2 separate regions of the Homo sapiens genome follow, and region 2 is linked to region 1. A link is a loop called in an ENCODE intact Hi-C map of the cell type or tissue named here. Cell type or tissue: CD4-positive, alpha-beta T cell. All regions are shown on one strand. Each heading gives the region's core, and the rest is flanking DNA. Links, peaks and the distances in the headings are about the cores only.

Evidence for each region. Peaks named below come from ENCODE experiments on the same cell type or tissue, not always from the same donor. Only the 100,000 strongest peaks of a DNase experiment are listed, where the experiment ranks them.
Region 2: a loop joins it to region 1, with 5 times the contacts of the local background. A loop is called at or near these places in 4 of 110 quality-filtered maps.

The regions. Positions count from the first base shown.
Region 1 is chr15:77,538,926-77,548,308 of GRCh38, forward strand. No RefSeq gene overlaps it. Among named protein-coding and RNA genes, the nearest start is that of LINGO1, 89 kb to the right of the region's middle. RefSeq lists an enhancer at 2,578-3,257 and a silencer at 4,761-4,975. In CD4-positive, alpha-beta T cell, for the core only: CTCF peaks have their summits at 4,637 (motif pointing left) and 4,839 (motif pointing right); a DNase peak (open chromatin) is centred at 4,586; H3K4me3 peaks cover 1,056 bases.
Region 2 is chr15:76,185,618-76,195,000 of GRCh38, forward strand. It overlaps TMEM266 (transmembrane protein 266), which reads left to right. Exons shown (of 11, transcript NM_152335.5): 9 at 6,351-6,540. Among named protein-coding and RNA genes, the nearest start is that of ETFA, 120 kb to the right of the region's middle. RefSeq lists a silencer at 4,480-4,633 and an enhancer at 5,415-5,484. In CD4-positive, alpha-beta T cell, for the core only: CTCF peaks have their summits at 5,324 (motif pointing right) and 5,529; a DNase peak (open chromatin) is centred at 5,334; H3K4me3 peaks cover 506 bases; H3K27me3 peaks cover 2,799 bases.

The sequences.
Region 1 (9,383 bases), core at 554-8,553:
AGAGGTGTTCCAATTCTAGGGAGCAGCTTGTGCAAACACCTGGAAGTGGATGGCAGCATGCCCAGGGGACTGGAGCCCTGAGCACAGGTGTGAGGAGGAGGGAAACAGTGACAAGCGAAGCTAGAGAGAGTGGAAGAATTCAAATGGCAGTTAAAGGCTCTGCTTGTGTTGGCAAGGAGCTGGGATTTTGTCCTGAACATTTGGGGAGCCTTTGGAAGGGTTTCAGCTGGGAGTGGCAAGGTCAAGGTCGGGTTTCATGTTAGAAAAGCTTGCTTGGAGAAGGGACTCCGCAGGGAAGGGGCAATTGCCAGCAGCCAGGTGAGAGCCAGGTGAGAGCCAGGTGAGAGGAGGGACCTGACCTGGGAGTTTAGCTGGGAGGGCCTGGAGATGAAGTGCCTGTGTAGGGGGCACTAGAGAGAGGGGCTTCTGGCTTCAGTGCCAGGGTGGCTGGGGCTGCCCTTTGGGCTCAGGCTGTGCTGAGTGCAAGGGAAGAGGGAGACCTCTGCACCTGGCAGGTAGGTGAGGGCACCTGATCCTTTAGGAAAAGTTTAGGCTGAAACCACTGACTGGGTGATCATCAGTGAATAGATAGGGGTGCAGGTCCTGCAAGGGGCTGAGGTCTCAGGAGAGTCCTCCGTAAGACAGTACTGGAGCCCTGGGAAGCACAGATGAGTCAGTGGCCAAGAGAGCAGAAGGAGCTGGGTAGGCCAGATTTCTGGAGAAGAGTGAGGGAGGCCAGATGTTCCCTGGACGCGTCATGGCTGTGGTTGTGATTCCGTCCCCTGAGGTGTGGGAGCTATAGCTTTCAATCCAGGCAAGTTTCCTGCAGGGGACAGTGTCTTGGTACTGAGGGGCAGGGCTGGGAAAGGAAGGGAATGGGGGCGGCTTTCATCACAGCCATGGTGAGGAGCCACAAGGCAGCTTGCACTTTGAAGATGGCTCCAACAATCTCCCCTATCCCGCAGGCCCTTCTACAGTGAATTGACTGTAGGGGGTGCTAGAGACAGGGTCTTCTGGCCTTTCTGGCCCCTCATCTCCTGAAGATGTACGCCTGTGCTCCCCCTCTTAAAACATGGGCGGGGCCGGGCGCGGTGGCTCACGCCTGTAACCCCAGCACTTTGGGAGGCCAAGGTGGGTGGATCACGAGGTCAGGAGATCGAGACCATCTTGCCTAACACATGGTGAAACCCCGTCTCTACTAAAAATACGAAAAATTAGCCGGGCGTGGTGGCGGGCGCCTGTAGTCCCAGCTACTCGGGAGGCTGAGGCAGGAGAATGGCGTGAACCCAGGAGGCAGAGCTTGCAGTGAGCCAAGATCGAGTCACTGCACTCCAGCCTGGGCAACAGAGCGAGACTCCGTCTCAAAAACAAAAAACAAAAACACGTGGGTGGGCTTGTGACTGCTTCGACCAATAGAGTATGGCAGAAGTGGCACTCTGGGGCTTCCAAGAGTGTCATAAAATGCAACACAGCTTCTACCTTACGTGCTGAGACGCTCACCCTTGGATCCCTGAGCCACCAGGTAAGATGTCCTCCTAGGACAGAGGCTGCTATGCCATGAGGAAGCCCGGGCCTGATGAATGGGTCCATGCAGGTGTTCTGGGGGACAGCCCCAGCCTAGCTCCCAGCCCACAGTCAGCATCCACCACGTGTTCACGCGTGAGTGAAAAGCCTCTGAATGGTTCCAGACCCCAGACATCGAGCCCCCATCAGCCACTGGTGCCTGCTGTGTGAGGCCCCAGATATCACAAAACAGATACAAACCGCCTCTTCTGTGCCCTGTCCGATGCCTGACCCGCAGACTCCATGAACAGAAGAAAATGGTCAGTGTTTTGTGCCACTATATTTTGGGGTGGTTTCTTGCACAACAATGGTAGTTGCAGGCAGAAAGGGAACTGGCTAGGCTGTGGCTGTGTGGCAGGGACAGGGAGCTAACTGGCTGGTGGGATGGAGCCTCAATTGCTCGGGCAAGGGGTGAGTTTTACCCCTGTTGTCAGGTTAGGGGCAGAGGAGGTTGAGGAGGTTGAATGGAGGTTGATGCTAGGAAACCAGGGAGGGGTTGCGGGGACATTTGGGGAGGAGGCTTGAAAATGACACCTAGTTCTGGCCTGGGGGTTACTCCAAGGGCAACATCAGGGAGGTCCTGGTGGGAGCAACAAGAGGTGGGGAGGGCTTTGGAGTCTTACAGGGTATGCTTAGTTCCCAGCACTTTCAATACCCAGCTCTCTCTGAGCCTTGGTTTGCTGGCCTGGAAAAGAGGGGTACAAATCCCCCGCTAAATGCAAGGTGAATGTGACTTCCTTTGATCACGTTTTTCTCCTTTATTTCTTATTGTCTTAACAAGCGCCCCCGCCCCCGACATTGCACGTAGACAACTGCTGATAAACGTGTCCAAGAGCAAGGTTTTTTTGCGCCATTTTATAGACACAGAAAATGAAGCTGAGAGGGGCTGGGGAGTGCCCACGGCCTTAGAGGACTCCAGCCTTCAGTGTGCACTTTTCCTGTTCCTCCCCTGGACTGAGGCAGCAGGAGGGGAGGGCAGGCCAGTGCCCCAGCAGGCCCGGGTGTGGCCCCCAGCGCTGGCTGGATTAAGCATTCCTCCCCAGCCCTGCCCCGGTCCCAGCCTCACAACTGCTTTCGCTCTGGAGTCCTAGACAAATTGTAGCCTGGAGAGCGGCTGTGGGGAGCTTACAAATGTGGCTGGCCCAGCCCTCCCCGCCTTCCTCCCACTCCACATGTCTGCCTCTGAGCCCTGGGGTCAGAATAGCCACTAAGGAGCTCTCACCAGGGCTCCACACACACTTGGGACTCCTGGGGTTCTTGCCAAATGGGTACCCCCGCCCCCAAGCCCTAGGAGCCTTGGATCTGCTGCCTGGACCCCAGCTCCCCTCCTCCTGCCGCCCTCCTCAGCATCTGGTTCCTCCTCAGAATGCAATGCTGTTGCCCCTGGCAACCGAGCTCCAGGCCAGATCCTGGTCCTCCTTCCTCCTCCTTCCCTTCTTTTTCTCCTCCTTCTTCTGCTTCCATATTCCCATCCTTCCTGCCCTCCCCCAGTCTGCCGAGACAGTGCCTGGGGCTGGAAGACTCCCCCCAAATCCGATGCCAGCTAGGCCAGCCAGCCAAGTCCCCTGGCCTTTCTGGTTGCTCGTTGGCTGATGATGACAGTCAGTACTCCCTGCCTGCCCATGGGACTGACTACTGCAGTCTTGGGCACCCCAGCGATGTCCCAGAAGACTCTGAGGCAGGGCTCTCAGGGTACCCCAGGCAAAGAGCCAGGGACTGTAGAGAGACAAGAGACAGCAGCTGAAGAAAATTTCTCCCCATTAGAGCTGTTTGAGGTGGTGAGCTCCCCAAAGCCAAAGGCATGCAAGGAGAGGCCTTTCCAGTGATGATGGTGCTGGCACTGGCATGGCACAGGGCAGTGAGGGGCTGTCTTGGAAGGAAGGTCGATGTGGGCTCGGCCTATGTCTATCCTGGCTGTCTCCTTTTCCCCAACCCCTGAATTCCCAGAACCTTTAGGAACACTTGCTCCCCAACCCCTGCCCTCCCAAGGACTCGTCATTTTTCATCTGGGCTCTAGAGAGGAGGACAGCACTAAGAGGTGGTCCCGGGTCCAGCGACATCAAGCACCATAGGGCAGGTCCAACGCCCAGCACAGCTGTTTAGAGTGGACAGAAACGGGCTCAGCAGGGCAGGCCACATGAACCCTAGCCGCCCTCACGCATCCCTTCCAGAGCCTCCGCTCACACTCCTGGATCCCCCTCCATATCCTAGGCTCCTGTCACCTTCCTGCTCTCCTGCAGGGCCTGTGGGCCAGCCATGCCCAATTCACGACTCATTCAACCGACTCCCACTCCTTCGTGCCCTGCACCAGTTCCTCCCTGTCAGGAATACACTTCTCCACCTTTCATTCTGAGTCAGCTCAGAGGCCCCCTCCTTCAGGAGGCTTCCCTGGACTGCCTGGGCTGTGCCCACTGCCCCGCGGGGCTCCCCACCCCGGGCTTGCCTCCTAGAGCTCTCTCACCCACGGCCTGGTCACCATCTGCACACGGTTTTCCCGAGTGCATCATAAGGACCTTGAGGCAGTGACTCTGTGCCCCACATTTGCTAACAAATACTAATGAGAACATCAGCACAGCCCTGCCTCTCTCTGGGCCTCAGTTTCCCCCATCTGAGGCCCCATGTCTGGGCCTTGGCTTCCCCCAGGATCCCCTTTTGGCTGAGAAGGGTGGCCACGCCCGGGCTGTCAGAACAAGACAGAGGCCAGTCCGGGCAGCTCTGCCCTCCTCATCTCCGGGGGCGTCCCCTCCAGGTTTCAGGAATGAGCCTCAGGAACTGGGGTGTGGGGGCCCGGACGGGGAGGTCCTGGCACTCCCCGAAGCTTTGGTTCTCGTCTGCCAAATGAGGACACTTATCGGGGCTACCCACCCCTCCGGCTGCCGTGAGGCCTTGGAGATGGCAGCCAGACCGGACTTTCCCATCGGATCCGCCAGAACCCAGGCTTCCCAAGGCAGCAGCTCCCGCGCAGCCGCCGCCCGCTTCTGGCAAGCCCAGCCCACGGGCTCAGGGGTCCCTGGGGCTCTGCTGCCCTCCAGTGGCCGGAGGCCCCTGGGCACTTAGAACCCGTGAGCTCCGGATTAATTCCATGGGCTTCCGTCTCCACCTAGGACGGACAGAAATGGTAGCAGGGACTTGTTGAGGTCACTCAGCAAGCCAGGCGCGGTACATGGACCAGGACCTGGGGCTCCAGGGCCCCAGCACTTCCATGCCCAGGGAGGGCTTGTCCTCTCGCAGGAGACCAGCCAGGAGAGGGAGCTGTTCCCCACCTGCCCACGTGTCTCACCTGGGACACCCTCTGTGCTGTAGCCCTTCCCTGCTGGCCACTCTCAATGCTGGCCTAGACTGCCCCCCGCCCGGAGAAGTGTTTCTAGTGCCTGCCCAGGGGTCATCCCCAATACGTGGGCCAATGTTGGGGGCTTGGAGGGGTGGCTTAACCCCTTTCCTCCTTGATTAATCAAATACTTAAAATAATGGCTGAGGTCATGATTGATGGACAGAGCATAGCTAATTACCCTGGAGATTAAAACGACTGTTTCTGTTTAAAAAGGCTGCAAATGAGTTAATTATTTCCTTTGCTCACCTCTCTAACCTCGTTACACTTCTAAATGAATAGCAATATTGATCTTGGAACTGATTTTGGTGTTACACCGCCCGAGCGGGTTTAATTAGGGTTTGAAAATGCTGCAGTGCCTCCTCCTTCTGACCGAGGAAATTAGACTTGGGTTTTACTTACATTTCACAGCCGTGTCCTCCACACAGATAGAAGGGCTGGAACATGGCGCAGTGGTGCCTGTCATCCCCTGCCCTGCCCTGCCCTGGCTCCCAGCTCCACTCCCATCCAGAGCAGCACAGACTGACCCTTGCTTCTCACCTCTCAGGAAGACGTGGCAGGAAGGCCAGTGGGGTCAGCTTGTTTAGCCTTGTCTGGTCACAGATTGGGCTCGGAGGCTCGGATATGATAGGACAGAGCCTAGCATCACTTGACGAGGTGGGGGCAGGCCTAGGACCTGAACTATCACAGACTCCCAACTCTGGACCTTGACGGCTCCCTGACTGAGTTAATATTTCCTCTCTGTCCCTCCTCACTTCTCCAGATGCCTACGGAGCCTCCTGGTGCTCTACCCCACCTCCAGCTCCCTCCTGCCTCTCCTCTCCTTCTTAGAGCTCCATGAAGAAAGGCCCCAGCTCGATGAAGGTGGGGAATGAGAGGGGGAGCAGGGCCCAGGATACCAGCACCCCTGCCCTGGATCTGCAGCTGACATCTAGGTGACCATGCCCTGTATCTGGGCCTCCCTACTCTGAATCTGACAGTCTGTCTATATCACTCCCTCCCACCTCCCCCAGCCAGAATTTTCAAGAGCAAGTAGCATCTCTGGGAGCCAGAGCCAGAAGGGTAGGGTAGTGAGAGTGAGCAGGACAGGCTTGGGCCAAGGATATAGGACTGAGTGGGTCTGCTCCTTCTTATTCCAAATAAAACCTTCCCTTGACCCTGGCTCTCCTCTGCCATGGCCAGATCTGTCCCAGTCTCACTTCTTTTTTTAATTTTTCCAGAGACAGAGTCTCCCTCTGTTACCCAGGCTGGAGTACGGTGACAGGATCACAGCTCACTGCAGCCTTGAACTGCTGGGCTTAAGTGATCCTCCCACCTCAGCCTCCCCAGTAGCTAGGACCACAGATGTGCACCACCATGCCCGGTTATTTTTTAAAAATTTTTGGAGAGATGGGGTCTTGCTGTGTTGCCCAGGCTGATCACAAACTCCTGGCCTCAGGTGATCTTCCTTCCCACCTTGGCCCCAGTCCCAATTACTGAGAGTTGTGTACATTCACTGCCCCCGTCTCTGACTTCCTCCCCACGCCTCTGCCCTCTGTTTTTTATGTCTCCCAGATAAAACGATTCTTACTGAGGTCACCAGCAACCTCTAAGTTGCTGAACAAAGTGAGCGCTCTGTTCAGGGGGTCTGGGCATGGATCTACCTGACAGCTTCTCTCCTTCCTGCAGTGGCACTGGCTCCTGGGTTTCCTCCTCCCTGCTCCCTCTTGGGACTGGGTGCTCCCCTCCCATCCCTGAAGAATCTCAGGGTTTGGCTTAAGCCCTCTTCTCTTTCTTCTCACTTGACGCGCCCTCCCCTGGTGAGCCCACCTCTCTCGTGGTTGGAAAGTGATCTATCCCAAATTACTATCTTAGCTCAGCCCTCTCCCTTGAGTGCATGTAGGTCCAGCCAGGGAGTGACATGGTTAGACTTACACTTTAGAAAGGCCACTGTTACTGTAGTGTGGCAGGAAAGGATGATGGTGGAGACAGAGGAACCCCTGAGGTGGCTGTTCTAAGTCTCAGCGGAAAAACATTCAGGCCTGTGGCTGAAGAAATGGGGAGCAGGGGGTGATCCACTGGACGGGGAGGCTTTGGGGATTGATTTCCTAGGGGCACGTTCCAGGGCAATGTCCCATTGTCAAGTTGGACCTCTGAGTGCCTTTGGCTGAAACTGGCAACGTCAGGGAGAAGCAGGCTTCCAGGGAGTGTTCAGGCTGTTGGGTTGAGTTCAAGGTGCCTACAGGGACATTCAGAAGGAGAAGGAAGGTAGGTGACTCCCTCAAATTGCTACAGCCAGCTTGTAGCCCTGCCATTCAGGGTAGAGGTCATCAGCATGCAAGGAGCTAGGCGGCGACTGCATGCCCAGAAGCACTGCTACAGATAAGACAGCCAGGACGATGTGGGAGAGCAGAAGGCACTGCATTCGACCCTGGTGATTCATGCCTAATTTGGCCAGTGAAATCTGTGAGCCAGACCACATGCCCTGCCTTGTCAAACAAGGAAAGAAGTGTGGAGATTGAGGGTCAGAGACTCTAACTGAATCCCAACCTCACTAATAGACTGAGCCCTGATCCTGCTCACAGTCTGAGCCCTCATCCTTGTCACAGTCCAAGGAAACAGGACTACCCAGCTGGAGGCTCTTAGGTAACACCTTCCTGTTTCCATTTCCCCTTTTCTCCCCTGAGGTAAGGATGAAGGAGAGGGAGCTTAGTAGTGCCAAGGAAGCAAGCCTGGAGTACTGAAGGCAAGATAGAGAAAGCACTTCCAATGTGCATGCCCAGGAATCCTCAGCTTTTTGGGGGTTCATGGCATACATGTGAACACTGGAACTTTCAGTGGCACCATTGAGAAAAGACTCACTGGGCACAGTGGCTCACGCCTATAAGTCCAGCACTTTGGGAGGGCAAGGAAGGTGGATGACTTGAGCCCAGGATTTCAAGACCAGCCTGGGCAACATGGTGAAACCCTGTCTCTACAAAAATTAGCCAGGCATGGTGGTGCACGCCTCTAGTCCCACTTACTCAGGAGGCTGAAGTGAGAGGATTGCTCGTGTCCAGGAGGTGGAGGTTGCAGTGAGCCATGATTGCACCACTGAACTCCAGCCTGGGCAACAGAGTGAGACTCTGTCTAAAAAAAAAAAAAGAAAAGAAAAGAAAAAAAAAAGATTCAAAACCACCCTAAAGGAGCCAGCGGCAGTGTCCTTGTGGTCATCACTGTGGCATCAGATGCTTCACATGCTTGCAAAAGCTCATCAGTTACTACTGAGCTGTCTGGGTCCTCAGGACACAATTGCCTTTAGATGGAGCTATTTACTGTCCTGGGTATACTGCTGTCCCTGTATCACTGCATCCTGTGACATACTGGGCATAGACAGAAGAGTTCCCTTAATGAGTTCTAGGGTGGTGGTTAGGAGTTCCAAGCTCTGAGTTCCAGACTGCCTGGAATTCAAATCCTGACTCTGCCCATCCCAGCTGTGCGATCATGGGCAAGCTGCTTCACCTCTCTGTGCCTTAGTTTCCTCATCTGAAAGTGGGGGTGATAATAGCACTTACCCCCTAGGGAGTTCACTTATATTAAGTGCTTAGTGCCTGGCATGTGGTGAGTGCTCTCTTAGGGTTGGGTGTTGCTATAACTTTGCTTATTGATGCATGCTTGGCTGACACTGTAAAGATCACAACACCTCAGAGAGGCCAGTATTCAGGCTCTGGGAGACCAGTACAGTTCGAGGGCAATTAATTGCTGTCTACTCTGTGCTGGGCGCTGGTGACACAGAGAGAAAACTCCACATTCCTGCTCTCAGGGGGTATACTGTCTGTGAAGAGATCGTCCTAACACACACTGTGTGTGCTGTGTTGGGGGGAATGTGAGTGAAATGGACTCTGTTGGGGGGGATGATGGGTGTTCATAACAAATACATTTATTGCGTGCCTACTGCGTACCAGGCCCTGCTCTGGGGACTTTACACATATTACATAATCCTTACAAGAGGATAATATATAACATTATCATAATTTTCATCCTTGTCTTATAGATATCTTTGAGGCTCAGAAAGGGTGGGACTGGAGAGGCCTGAAGCTTTTCTGTGCCAGGCAATGTTGTGAGCAGAGGTGTGACTGAGGCTTGGGGGCCCAGGGGGCTGCCTGGCCGAGGGGGCCTATGCCAGGCGTGGGTGTGGGCGAGAGACTTGATAGAGGTCTTCAAGGTCAGGCCGAGGCACTGTGCTTACTGGTCACTTGCGCTTGAACCAGGCAGGGCTCCAGTGTGGAAGAGCAGGGCAGGGACTACCATTCCCCCAGGCCTAGCCCTGAACATCAGGACTAATCGTGAGTGCGTCCTATACCCCAGAGCTCTGCGATGAGTGTGAGTCCAGGTGTGTACACGGATAGGTATGCCAGTGTGGGCAAGGTGGGCTTGTCTCCTTAGGGGTCTTATCCCTTAAGTCCCCTCCACCCATAGACCCAGGCGGGGCAGGGCTCAGGAAGGAGGGCACCTTCTTCCTGAGGGTGGGAGG
Region 2 (9,383 bases), core at 657-8,656, 1.4 Mb before region 1:
ACTGTTTTATGGCTTGATAACCACATGTTTTTCTGCTTACTTGCATGATGAATGATTCTCATGGTGTGCTACACATCATTGATGATGCATTTTAGAGGCTGTGGATTCTGTTATCCTTCTCTGAAGAGATGGTTCTCTGGGAACGGGGCATTTTGGCAGGGAGTAGAGGATGGCCCTCAAGACAGCAGCAAGCCTTAACTGCACTTACACTTCATTCCCTCCAGGTGGGGTCCTGGAGCTGGTACAGAGCTCGTCATTGACTTGGAATTCAGTGAGTCCATTTGCCTTATTGGACACACAGTGAAACCAAGGCCCGGGGAAGAAAAGAGGCTCACCCAAAGTCAGGGCAAGGGAGGGGTGATGGGCCAAGAGCTCAGCCTCCAGCCCCTGCTTTTCCCTCTGGTGACTTTCTGTTCTCCTGGCCCCTGCTACCATCAAGCTGCCCTGGATTCTGTTGGGCTGAGTCACTTCCATCTTGCTTATAAGGCTGCAAGTTCCCTGGCTCAAGGTCTTGGGGGCTAGAAGCCAGGGGCGTGGGCTGTGGCCCCTGCTTTGCTTCTGAAGCACCATGTGGTCCTGGCCTTTCCCCCATCCTCCCTCCCAGCACAGGAGGCTCCTTCCCACCTCCGGGCCTCAGTTCCCCATCTGACTCATGAGGCCCCAATGTCCTAGGGCCCCTGGGAAACACTGTGGAGGCACATGTGGCCATGATAAGCATAGGAGGAGCCAGGAGCCCAGCTCTGAGGGTCCCGCTAGCACCTCCTGAAGTTCCCCTGGGCTGTCCCAGCCTGTGACTGGGCCAACAGCCATTTTGCCCATGTGTGCTTCCCCTCTGAGGAGTCAGTCATTCCTTCTCAGGGCAAGATGGACAGCTTCCAGTCACCCCACACCCTCTGGGTGTGAAGCTTGCCAAAATCTGTCCCCTAAGCAGGTTGTCCTCTCCCTCACCGCCATTCCAGTCCATGCCATGTGCTGATATCGCACCTCCGAGGTAATTCTCTTATCCCTCCTCTTATCTCTCTCTCCACCTTCGTCCCTACCTACTTGTCTCTGGCATGGACTGCTGCAGTAGCCTCCCACCTGGCATTCCTATATCCACTCTGGCCCCATCCAATCTGTTCTCCATTCTGCGGTCAGCATGGTCCTTTCAAAATGCCCATCTGGATCACTGTGTACCACCACTCCCACCACTCCACCCTTCTGTTTGGAGGATTCCAGTGGTTTCTTGTTGTTCTTTAAAACATCTTACTGTGGCTCCAGGCTCTGCCTGGTGGGGCCCCAGCTGAGCTCCCCAGCCCCTTACCTTCTGGCCCTCTGGCCCTTGTACACACTATGCCTCCCCTGCCATAAGTACCAGCCCAGGGCTGTGCTTGGCTCTCGGAGGCGACTTGTTCCCTGCAATGCAGCTGACAGCCCGCCTTGTTGGGGCTATCCAGGTTTTACCTGCAAGCTGAGAAAGGCATTTTCATTCCAAAACCTGTAACAGAAGGTTAACATTGCCCCACCATGGTTTACTTGACTTCCTACTGAATGAATGAATGAATGTGAGAACTGCCACACACTTGGAGTTCATCTCTTTAGCTGAAACTTGCTTCTGTGTATGTGCCTACGTCTGCACATGTGGGCCTGGGGCTGGGCAAGCCCTGACCTCTGGCTGTCTTGGCCTGAATTCCAGCGGGACATTCTTGGGCAGCTCCATATCAATTACAAGCCATCAATAATGCATCCCTTCAGAGCAGCCAGGAAGCCATTAGCTGGCCTGCAGGCCTCGATGAGTGGCCTTGGAGAAAGTGGGCTGGGTGTGCCCATGGGAGGTTCAGATCAGCAGGGCAGGAGGGGCTCCCCCAGCAGAGCTTGGGAGGGTTGCCTTATGGGCCTTCAGTCGCCTCTGAGACCTTGCTGCCAGAGGGTTGGCTTGCACCCTGTCATCCTGCACAAAAAGGCTGCCCTATAATGAGCTAGCCTCGCTTTCTCACTCTGTGAGCCCTCCAGCCACCTTTGAGTGTTTTAAGTGCTGGGTTGTTGAGGTTCAGTGTCTGAGCCCAGTGTGAGCCCAAAGTTAGGGCTGAGTCTGTGACCAGCATCGGGCTCAGTGTGTGATCAGGGTCAGGGCTCATTGCATAGCCAGCATGAGGCCTCAGTCTTTGTCTTAACTTTGGGACAGGGGTGCAGCTCAATTGGTGGTTGGATTTAGGGCCCAGTCTGAAGCCAGGGAGTTGAACAGGCTAACTGGTTTCCTGCATTGATTTGTTCATGTATTCAGCAACGTTTATTGAGTGCTTCTTGCATACCAGGCAACACAACAGATAAGACCCCTGTTGGTTCGCAGATGATATTCTCCTGGGGGTGGAGGGTGGCAGGGGTGTGCTGGAGCTCTCACTTGCTCACGAGAACCCATTGTGCACATTTCCCCCAGGGCGTCTTGTTGGTAGCTTGAAATCAGCCATGCTAGGAGTATGCCTTCCCCCCCCACCCCGCCCCACTGGAACACCACTAGGGGCTGAACAAGAGGTAACTGATAATCCTTTAAAAATGGTGGTTTGTTTTCACGCTGCTAATAAAGACATACCCAAGACTGGGTAATTTATAAAGGAAAGAGGTTTAATTGAGTCACAGTTCTGCATAGCTGGGGAGGCCTCAGGAAACTCACAATCATGGCAGAAGGGGAAGCAAACACGTCCTTCTTCACATGGCAGCAGCAAGGAGAAGTGTCAAGCAAAAGGGGGAAAAGCCCCTTATAAAGCCATCAGATTGAGGCAGGCAGATCATGAGGTCAGGAGTTCGAGACCAGCCTGGCCAACACGGTGAAACCCTGTCTCTACTAAAAATACAAAAATTAGCTGGGCGTGGTGGCACATGCCTGTAGTCCCAGCTACTTGGGAGGCTGAGGCAGGAGAATCACTTGAACCCACGAGACAGAGGTTTCAGTGAGCCGAGATGATGCCATTTACTCCAGCCCGGGTGACGGAGCAAGACTCTGTCTGAAAAACAAACGAACAAACAAAAACTAAACCATCAGATCTTGTGAGAATTCACTCACTATCATGAGAAAGCATGGGAGTAACCACCCCCAAGATTCAATCACCTCCCACTGGGTCCCTCCCACGACAAATGGGGATTATGGGAACTACAATTCGAGATGAGATTTGGGTGGGGACACAGCCAAACCATATCAAGCATGATCACAAATATTTATCTGATTTCCTTCCCCAAACCCCAATGGAATGATAGTAAAGAACAAAATCATAAATGCATAAGAATTAAGAAACTATCTCTTGGACAAGTACAGTGGCTCACACCTGTAATCCTAGCACTTTGGGAGGCTGAGGAAGGTGGAGGATTGCTTGAGTCCAGAAGTTTGAGACCAGTCTGGGCAACATGGCAAGACCCTACAAAATATATCTTGTCCCTACAAAATATAAGAATAAAAAAATTAGCCGGGCATGTGCCTGTCGTCCCAGTTACTCAGGAGGCTGAGGTGGGAGGATCACTTGAACCCATGAGTACAAGGCTGCAGTGAGCTATGATCATGCCACTGCACTTTAGTGTGGCAGACAGAGTAAAACCTTGTCTCAGAAAAGAAAGAAAGAAAAAGACAGAGAAAGAGAAAGGAGAGAGGGAGGAAGGGAAGGAGGGAAGTAAGGAAGGGAGGAAGGGAGGAAGGAAGGGTAGGTCTCTGTCCATCGTGACAATCTTGTCTCAAAAAAAGAAAGAGGGAGCAGAGAAAGAAGGAGGGGAGGGAGGGAGGAAGGAAGGAAGGAAGGAAAGAAGGAGGGAAGGAAGGAAGGCCTCTTTAAGTCTTGTCCATCAGGACAAAGAGGAAAGAGGTTTTAGTGAATTGCGGGGAAATGAAGACTAGACAAGAAAGTGGCAACTGATTGAACAGAGTGGGGCATGTGTCACTAAAGTGCTCACAGAGGAGGACAGTGAGGGAAATGGGGTACTTTTCCCCTCGGAACCCCTGAGAGTCTGGGAGGAAGGGGGTGTAGTGTGAAGCTGACACTGGGTGGGGGTGGCTAAAGGTCTGCATGCATAATATTTGAGATCCCAAGACACCCTCCCAAATCCTGCATGGCCAGGAGACTGAGCTCCCCCACCCTGCAAGAGTCAAGGGGTTTGTCCTTGGGAGAAAATGAACCAGGGGGCTCTGCATGTGGGCACTGGGTTAGGCAGGGACCTGGGGAAAGGTGGAGGGCTGAAAATGAGGATTAAATGAAAATCTTTCCCCCTAAAAGTGGGACCCTCTGCCCTATTCCCCTGCCCTACTCCCAGCACAGAGGCAACCAAAATTATAGCCTCAGGCAGGAAGCTGAAAACCTGCAGTCCCAGAGACCGAACCTATAGACACTGACATTGGGAGGCTGTCCAGTGCCAGGTTGCTGCCTGGCCACCCTGTTGTTGGTGAATGCTTTTAGTTGTATGTGTTTTACGTTCATAAAAGTAAAATCAACAAAATATTAAAATAAATACACAATAATATCAGAAGGTGATAAGTTCAATGCAGAGAATTCAGATAGGCTGATGCAACTGAGTGCCTGGGGGGCTGCCCTAGGTGGTGGGTCAGGGAAGGCCCCTCTGAGGGGGGCCACCGTGTGATCTGGGACAGAGGAAGCAGCTGAGAACGCGGCCCTGAGACCAGCGCATGCTTGGTATCTTTACAGAACCAGAAGAAGGATTGCGTCTTGGGGTCAGGTCACGGGAGAGAGGATGAGACAAGTTGGTCAGGTGGGCAGGGCCAGATGGTGCACGTGCTTTGTAAGCCAAAGCTAAGGAGCTCGGGCTGTCTCCCAGGTGGGGTGGCGAACCATCGAGGTTTATGGACAGGAGTGTCATGATCTGACCTGGGTGTGGGAGAGTCCCCCTGAGTCCTGTTGGAGTGATGGCAGAGGGACACAGAAGCCACGGCTGTAGGGGCCAGAGCTGGCAGTGGAGGTGGAGGGAGGCGGGACAGCTGCTGGACTTGGGGGATGGATGGGATGTTGGGGTGGGGGAAAGGGAGGAAGCAAGGAAGGTGATTGCATTTTTGGCTCCAGCTAAAATGAGATAAAAACACTTGAGGAACAGGTTTGGAGAGACAGTGAGGAGTCCTGCTTTGACCAGATTGATTTTGCAACTCCTGTGAAAGTGATACTGTCGTGGAGGCATTGGCGATGAGAGTCTGACACCCCAGTTTGAGGGGTCAGGGCTGGCGAGGTGCATTTGCGCGGCATTGGTAAGTAGGTGACCTCTTAGGCAGGGCGCCCGGGCGTGGTATTTCTCTGTCCGCCCTCCCGACTCGCTCCGTTTAGAAGCGGTGCGAGGCGTGCGGGGAACACTAGGTGGCGGTGAAGGCTCTCCTTCCCGCGAGCCCGCGGCCGGGACCTGCAGTGTCAGACCTAAACTCCTCGTTGGCCCAGATGTCCCATGAAGGCCTTGGCGCGTGAACAGCCATCTCACCCACAAACCCAAGAGGTATCTGGAAGCCTTTCCAAGAAGCTTTCCCCAACAGAAAGTAAAACAAAATTAAAATGTGTGCAGCTTTTACAAGGCCAGGTTGCTGCCTGGCCACCCTATTGTTCATGAATGCTTTCAGCTGTGAGTGTGCTTTACCTTCGTAAAAGTAAAATCAACAAAACATTAAATACACAATAATATCAGAAGGTGATAAGTGCAATGCAGGAAATTCAAATAGGCTGCCACGCCATCTGGGAGAAAGCCCTTAAGAGGAAGCAACCCAAGTCCTCAAAGAGGTGAAAACCCCATTTTACAGAAAAGGAAACTTAGGCTGGAGAGGTGACGGGACTTGCTCAAGGCCACAGGGCCAGGAAGCCACACGGCTTGGACTGAATCGGTCTGGTCCTGGGTGCCTCCTCGTGGAGAAAACGAGCCAGTGTTCAGACCAGCGGGCAGTGACGCCAGGATGGGGTCCCCCAGGCTGGGACGGGGGCCCTGGGTGTCCTGAGGTTTCCTGTTCTGAAAGAGGCTTTCATGTTGTCGAGCACCCCTTGGGGTCACACATCTGGGCGAAGAGCTAGAACTGAATTTGCACCCAGGGCTCCTGACTCCCCGTCCAGTGGCCTTTCCACAAAGGAAACACGTTGTGTTTCCTCTCCCGGGCATCCGTGAGATGGGGGCCAGACTGCAAGGCACCTGAGACGCAGGATCGCACAGGTTGGAAAAGGCTCCGCAACCGTAAGAAGCTCTTGCGAACCGCGATGCTGGGAGATTCCTAAGGAATCATCCAGCTGCGGGAGGCTCAGCCCAGTCCTCCCCACCCCGCCCCCATGCAGGAGCAAAGCGCCCAGAGGTCAGGCTGGAGGCCCCCGCCGGCCCCTCGCCGCTGATTCAGCCTTGCCCGTCTCCCTCCGCAGTTTGAGATCCGGCAGCTGCGCGCGCACCTGGCGCAGCAGGACCTGGACCTGGCTGCCGAGCGCGAAGCGGCGCTCCAGGCCCCGCACGTGCTCAGCCAGCCGCGCAGCCGCTTCAAAGTGTTGGAGGCCGGCACGTGGGACGAGGAGACGGCGGCCGAGAGCGTCGTGGAGGAGCTGCAGCCCTCGCAAGGTAAGCCCGGGTCTCCACCCGGCCCCAGAGTGTCACGGCCGGGGATCCCCCTCGCCTCCCTCTCGCGCCCCGGGACTGTGCGCAGAGTGGATGGGGTTCCTTTCAGGTGTGTGCCCCTCCTTCACTCGTGATTGGGGGACACGCTCAGATCAGTAGCCTCGGTACTGCCTGTCAGAGCCCAGGAGAGAGCATGTAGTCCAGCCACCGACCCAAACTAGAAATGACTCGTCCCCATTTCATGCCTGTGGCCACTGGCGTGCGTTGTGTGTGGTGTCTTCCCTGTCCTCGCGGTAGCCGGAGGAGGAGGTGTGACTTTTCTGTTGTATGGCTGAAGAAACCGAGACCCAGGAAAGCCGTCCAAAGGCGCATCGCTAATAAGTGGCAGAGCCAGGCTTCCAGACAGAGGTCTGGGGCTTCCTACTGGACTACCACCTACTGGGGCCCAAACAAGTCCAGGCCCGGGGCCACAGTAGCCCAGAGCTTGAGCCTTGCAGACGGTGAGAATTCACGAGACGGTGATGTTGGTGGAGATGGGAACACGAGCGATAGCCCAGGGTAGGGTCCTGTATGGAAGGGAGTTATTTCGAGATTCAAATCCCAACTCTTCTGTCAGCCAGTTATGTGATGGGACTCTCTTGGGGCCTTAGTTTTGCCAGCTGTCAAGTAGGAGCAGTACTGAGGCTTCCTCACAGGGCTGCTGCGAGGCTCAGAGGTTTCGGGAATTGCACGGGGCCACCCAAGCCAGGAAATGGTGGTACTGGGCTGGGAACTCGGGCTGTGGGACCCAAAACCCCAGCTTCATCCAGGAGCCACTCTGCCTTGGCATGCCGTGTCCCCTGCAGGGCAGTGAGGACGCAGCCGGGCAGGCTGAGCAGCTGGGGAGGCAAGAGGCCTGAGCTCCAGCCTCTGCCACTCCTCAGCTCCATGACTGGAGGCTTCAGTGTTCCCTTCTGTAAAATGGACTCTTAACTCCAGCTCTGTCTGCCTCACAGGACTTACGAGGAACCGATGGGTGTGAGAAAGCTCTGAGGGCTGTAAGGCACTGCAACACTGCAAACAGCTTTTGGGAAACGAATGGTTGCTTTTTTTTTGGAGACAGGGTCTCACTCCTGGAGTGCAGTGGTATCATAATAGTTCACTGCCACCTCAGACTCCTGGGCTCAAGTGATCCTCCCACCTCAGCCTCCTGAGTAGCTGGGATCATAGGTGTACACCATCTCACCCAATTAATGTTTTTATTTTTGTAGAGGTGGGGTCTTGCTATGTTGCCCAGGCTGGTCTCAAAGTCTTGGCCTCAAGTGGATCCTCCTGCCTCAGCCATGGAAAGTGCTAGGTTTATAGGCATGAGCCACTGTGTCCAGCCACTCTTTTGAGAGATCTTCAGATCTTAGAAACATAGGATTTGGGGGCTAGAGGGGATTTCTGGGTCCAGCCCTTCAGCTGATGTGAGAATCCCCTCTATAACTCTCTGCCATGAGCCATGCAGCCTCAGCTCGCCCTCCTCTAAGTGCTTCATACCTCCCTGGGGAACCCACCCCACCTCCACATGGCTCTGCCTGTAAGAAGATTCTTCCTCAGACTGCACTGAGGCCTGGTCCCCTGCCCCTGCCTCCCCACCAGCTGTGGGTTTCACGCACAGGCAGTGCCATCCCAGCTGAGACTGTTTAGAGATTGTTTCTCCTCCAGGGACCATCACCTGCATTCCCACAGCCAATCTTCGGGGACGTGCTCTCCAAGTTCTTGATGTACTGCCTCCTCCCAGAGCTCTCCAGCGTTTTGGTCCCTCTCAGAGTAATATCCACAACTGAATGCAATTACTGGGGCGCTGCAAGCCCAGGGCAGAATGTTGAGGTGGCCACTACTGCTTTTTTTTTTCTGGACCCAGGTCCCCACGATGCAGCCAGTAGGCTCCTGAGTTTGTGGGGACCACTTGGCTGAGCTCATAGCTGACCCAGCCTCACGTGCTCCCCACACAGCTCAGCTGAGCCACGTGTCCCAGCAGCCCAGCCTTGGGCAACAGGCTTTTTGTAGCCTCGTGCAGAACTTCACAATCATCAGCGTCCAGCTGTAGCTTGTTTGATTCCTGCCTTTACTCCAGGGCTTGGTAGGTCCTGATTCACAACCCATCGCCAATTCCTGATTAGTTGAAACAGCCCCCTTCTTCATCTTCATCGTTCAGCCTTTGTTATGTCTGGACCTTGCCCAGCTCCCTGCCCTCTGCAGTCTCCCCTCCCCCACCATACCGTGATTGTTCCAAAATCTTTCATGCCACTCCCCGACTTCCACCTTTCCTGGTTCCCTGTGTCCCTCAGGAGAAAGCCCACGCCCCTTAGGCTGGTGGATTAGTTTGCTAGGACTACCATAACAAAATGCCACAGACTGGCTAGCACAAACTAGAGAAGTGTATTGTCTCACAGTGCTGGGGGCTGGAACCTGAGATCAAGGTTGGGCACGGTTGCTTCCCTCTGGGGGCTGGGAGTGAGAATCTGTCCCACGCCTCCCTCTGGCTCCTGGTGGCGGCTGGCAATCCTTGGCATCCATGGCTTACAGTAGCATCACCCTGCTCTGCCTTCATCTGCACATGGCGTCCTCTCTATGCACATGTCTGGGTCTAGATTTCCCTTTTTTATAAGGGCCCCAGTCATATAAGGACCTCATCTTAACTAATGACATCTGCAACCGCTTTCTTTCCAAGTAAGACCACATTCTGAGGTACTAGGGGTTACGGCTTCAACATGTGAATGAAGAGGGGGTACCCATTCAACCCTTAAGAGGGGGCAGGCACATAAGACCCCTGACGATCTTGCCCCGGGCTGCTTCCCCAGCCTTATCTCCTTCCACCC